Linked DNA regions of Homo sapiens: region 1 is linked to region 2. Evidence: read pairs that join two places in POLR2A ChIA-PET (ENCODE). Cell type or tissue: PC-9. All regions are shown on one strand.

The links. ChIA-PET counts read pairs that join two places held together with the same protein. Peaks named below come from ENCODE experiments on the same cell type or tissue, not always from the same donor. Only the 100,000 strongest peaks of a DNase experiment are listed, where the experiment ranks them.
Region 1: POLR2A ChIA-PET joins it to region 2 with 12 read pairs; 2 of 35 experiments call an interaction of 5 or more read pairs at or near these places.

Annotation. Positions count from the first base shown.
Region 1 is chrX:154,599,021-154,601,520 of GRCh38, reverse strand. No RefSeq gene overlaps it. Among named protein-coding and RNA genes, the nearest start is that of CTAG1A, 15 kb to the right of the region's middle. In PC-9, no CTCF peak of the experiment used is centred here; DNase peaks (open chromatin) are centred at 430 and 960; H3K4me3 peaks cover 763 bases; H3K27ac peaks cover 2,471 bases.
Region 2 is chrX:154,796,000-154,798,499 of GRCh38, reverse strand. The region is part of intron 1 of MPP1 (MAGUK p55 scaffold protein 1); the gene reads left to right. Among named protein-coding and RNA genes, the nearest start is that of MPP1, 8.2 kb to the left of the region's middle. In PC-9, no CTCF peak of the experiment used is centred here; no DNase peak of the experiment used is centred here.

The sequences.
Region 1 (2,500 bases), 200 kb after region 2:
CTTTGCTGTTGAAGTGGCTTCTGGCATTTCTTTTTTACCACAGCCCATGGCACAGAGCACATCCTGGCATAGAGCACGGCATGCCCGGCTTTTCTCACTCCCCTGAGCACCCCTGGAGAGGAGGCCTGGGGTGACCTGGGAGGGGCAGAAATCCAGAGAGCAGCCCCGTCTAGGAGACTCTTCCGTTGAGAACCATCTGCTGTCAGTGAGAGTAGCCCATCCTCAGGTGAACAGTGGCGGGGCCCAGTGGCTTCCTAGAGCTCAGACAGTGGCTTTCCAGCCTGTCTGGACCACAGGGAGCAGCCCTCAGAAGAATTTGCTGGCAGCTCTTAGGAAGGGAGTGTCCTTCGAGGAGTCACCAAGGTCTGCAACTTGCCTTAAATAGAGGCGAACACGGGACTCAGAAAGTCCCAGGAGAGGCCAGGAAGGCACCGGCCGGCCGTACTGGGACTCACCCACCGAGGGGAGTGACTTCACCAGGTCACTCAGTTCCTCAGGTTCCCAGCGGAACCCAAACCCTGACCGTTTATGTCTTATGTGCCAACCCTAGAGATGGCATAGGTCTGGGCAATGTTGCTTCAGTCAGATCTGCTGAAAAGGCAGCTCCTGCTATGCAATTACCAGCGTGTGAATGGGTCTCAGGCTGACTCCAGAGGCCAGAAACTTAGAGGGTTGGCTTGGGTGGAATTCCGTGACCACGCCTTGCTAGAGAGACATGTAAAGTGGGCAATGGGGCCTGAGATTGGTGGCCTTTGAAACACTGCTCCCCTTGCCCCGCCACCACACACACACACACACACACACACACACACACACACACACACACACACAGAGAGACTGGGCTGGGATTCTGTGCTTCTTTGTAATAACTCGGAGAGGGCATTCTTTGGGGCCCTCAGGCCTCCACATTTAATCTGCGAAACCACAGTCATCAAAGTGAGTGAGTCATCTTCAGGGAGTGAGATGGGGAATCAGAGTCAGAGAACCCGAGAATGCTACCACTCAGCTGACCTAACCTTCCACCTAATCCCATCGTCACCCCAGGCGAGTGTAGCCACATCCCAATGACTCCTGACTGGGGTGCAGCCCAACGTCCAGCCTGCACCACGGTCGCCCTCTCAGTAGAGCAGGACGGAGGTCACCGCTGCCCAGTCCGGTCAGGACGCTCCATCATCCCCTGCCTGCCAGCTGCAGCCACTCTAGGCTGCCAACTCCGCGTCTGCCACCACTGCCCTTTCCAGGTATACCAGTGCACAGGCCAATGCCACTGCCAGGCCTCAGAAGCTTCCAATCCTTGGAAGGCCAGCTCGGCTTCTTACGGGAAACCACAAAACAGGAAACAGGACCCCCAGACAGCTCTGTCTGAGCTTAGAATCACACACTCTCCCTCGAATCACTCCAGTAGCTTCTGCCTCTGCCTCCACCCCCAGAGGGGCTCCCAACACCGCACGGTGGTGCCTTTCCAGCCCCTCCACCTTGCTCTTCCCCCTTCCTCCTCTCAGGCACCCATCTCACGTCAGCCACAGTTGCTAAAGCAGAGCTCTTCTGCTTATAATGGAGGCACAGGCCGTGGAAACCCTATTGTTCTCAGCACCCAGGGAACAGGCTTTGGGAGGTGCCCTATGAGGGATCTTGCCTTGCAAGTGGGAAGCATGCGGGACTGTTCCAGAGTTGCTGAGACTTCCTGAACTAAGCCAGCCAACAGCAGAAACCCAAGGACACTGTGGGAGACAGATGGCCTGGAGGCCCAGGTGGCATTGGCCCATGCACTGGTGTACCTGGAAAGGGCAGTGGTGGTGGACGCGGGGTTGGCAGTCTAGAGTGGCGGTGGCCGGCAGGCAGGGGACGATGGAGCGCCCTGAGAGTGCCTGCTCAGGGAGACCTTGGGGCGCCTTCGGCAGGCAGCTTTCCGGCCAGGATTGCCTCGGCATAGGGCCCCGAGGGAGGAATGGAAAGGGAAGAAGATTCCAATAGAAACCGAACATTTCGAAAGAAAGGCACCGCAAATGACACCTCAGTAACTGTGGCTGTTGCCTTTGCAAATTTCTAGACATCCTAAAGCAGCGATAGCTCAGGTACCACAGCTCTCAAAATTACCCAGACTTTCTACACCTCCCTCAACTTAGATACCAATTAGAGATCACCGATTCTGATAGGGTCTGGGGCAACGTGGGACTGAGTTCTGGGAACATAATTCTACTGGGATGGGACACTGGCTTGTCTTCTACATTTGGTGGCTATAGGGCCGGGGCTAGATATTCCTGTGCATCCTATGAACTCTTTAAAGGGGAAACTCACAGTGAGTTGGCATTTAAATAACCCAACTGCCGAGGCACTGAATAAACAGCACCCATTCCTGTGGATGGTGGTCTAGACTGCAAACCTCTGGGCCCACAAGCCATCGAGAACATCTAGCTGAGTGGGAGCAGAGAGGAGGTTGGAGAGAGTGATTGGGGACTTCAGTTTCTTCCAACATAGCTCACAAGATCAAAAGACTTTG
Region 2 (2,500 bases):
CTTTCAGTCAGGATAATGCCTTTGAGCTGGATCCCAAGTTGTTTTAGTATCAATAGTGTTTTTTGTTTTAATTGCTGAGAAGTGTTCCATGGTATGGATGTACCACGCTTTAACTGTTCACCTGTATTTTGGTTCTTTATAGATTTTGGCTGTTATAAATAAAGCTGTTATGAGCATTCATGTACAGGCTTTTGAGTGAACATAAATTTCCATTTCTCTAGGTGAATATCCAGGAGTGTCATCCCTGGGTTTTATGGTAGTTGTGTGTTTGGTTTTTTAATAAAGTGTTCAACTATTTTCTATGGAAGCCATATCACTTACATTCCCACCAGCAATGTATGAGATGCCCAATTTTCCCTCAGCTTCACCAGTTATGAGTATTGTCACTATTTTTTTATTTCAGCTATTCTGATAGATGTGTAGTGATATATCATTGTTGTTTTAATTTGCATTTCTCCCTGATGGCTAATGATGTTGAATATCTTTTTATATCCTCATTTGCCATCTTTATATATCCTCTTTGGTGAAATATCTGTTCATGTTTTTTGCCCATTTTCTAATTAGATTGTTCGTTTTTACTGTTGAGTATTGAGCACTCTCTTTTTATATTCTATATACCAGTCTTTTATTGGATATGTGGTTTGTAAATGTTTCTCCCGGTCTGTAGCTTGTATTTTCACAATCTTCATGTGGGCTTTCACAGAACAAGAGTTTTTCATTTTGATGAGGTCCAATTTACCAATTTTTCCTTTAATGGATTCTGCTTTTGATGTCATGTATAGGAACTTTTTGCCTAGCTCTAGATCCTGACAAGTTTCTTCTATTTTTTTCAAATATATTTTCTAGTTTTGCACTTTACATGTAAGTCCATATCCATTTTAGAAGGTAAGGTTCAGGTCAGCATTTCCCTTTTTGGTGATGAGTTTCCAATTGCTGCAGCACCATTGAGTTGCTTTTGCATCTTTGTTAAAAATCAACTGGGCATATCTCTGTGGGTCTGTTTCTGGGTTCCCTATCCTGTTCCCTTGATCTGCATGTCTATACCACATAGTCTTTACTGAGACTATACTACAGTAAGTTTTGAAACTGTGCAGACTGAGTCTTCCTACTCTCTTGTTTTTCAAAATTATTTTAGCTTTTCATGGGTCTGTACCTTTCCATCATGTATACGTGCTTTTAGTGTAACCTACATGGACCAAGTGAGTGAAAGCACTCGTGTATGAGAAAAATAACACCCCAGATATAGGGTGATCGGTAGCCAACACTGGCTTCTGGCTGAGGCATCAGTAAGGAATGTGAGAGCTGGGGCCACCTGGAGAGCGATGCCAGATCTTCTGATACTTTAAAAAGAAGTTGGAGTCCCCTGATTTTTACTAAACAAAACAGAGACATGTGGTCGAAATAAAACAGTTTGCAACTTCTGCTTTGGAGATTTTTTCTTTTCTTTTTCCAGAGATAGAGTCTCGCTCTGTTGCCCAGGCTAGAGTACAGTGGTGCTATCATAGCTCACTGCAGCCTTGACCTCCTGGGCTCAAATGATCCTCCTGCCTCAGCCTCACGAGTAGCTAGGACTACAGGCACATGCCACCACACCTGGCTTGGAACTTTATGTAATGCATTCACTCCTTCATTTATTGTCCAACCAATGCAGATCCTACTTCTTGACTCCCCACTTTGTAACAGAACAAGATTACAGGCCTCTTCCTTTCGATTTTTCTCCCCTTTTTACCTGCCAACTTCCTATCATGGACATGTGTACCTTAATATTGTCATGGTGCTGATATTTACAGTCTGTTATTTGTTTCATGATTTGTTTCTAAGTGAGTTCTAAAAAGTAAAAATCAATAAGTGGTTTTTAGATTATTATAACTGGTTGCCAATCCAACATCCCACTTCTCACTTACATATCCCTGATCTTGTTTGGGATGGCAAGATGCTCAACTAAACTAATCTTCCCAGCCTCTTTGGCTGGTGCCTCCTGTATGCACATTCTAGGCTCTAGCTGTCTCAACTCTCCTTGGTCATTCCTCCATCTGCTTTCTGTCTTCTGGAAAGCTATTGAAATCTTGGCCGGGCATGGTGGCTCATGCCTGTAATCCCAGCAGATTTGGGAGGCCGAGGCAGGTGGATCACTTGCGGTCAGGAGTTCCAGACCAGTCTGGCCAACATGGTAAAACCCCGTCTCTACTAAAAATACAAAAATTAGCCAGGTGTGGTGGCGCTTGCCTGTAATCCCAGCTACTCGGGAGGCTGAGGCAGGAGAATCGCTTGAACCCAGGAGGCGGAGGTTGCAGTGAGCCGAGATCACGCCACTGCACTCTAGACTGGGTGACAGAGTGAGACTCTTTCTCAAAAAAAGAAAAAAGAAAAGAAAAGAAAAGGAAAAAAAACAAAGAGAAAGAAATCCTTCAACCCTGATGACTTTTTGTGGGTTTCTATTTCCCTCCTCCCGTTTACTCTTACTTAAACAGGGTCAAGGTTGAGGCAGGACAAGATCCAC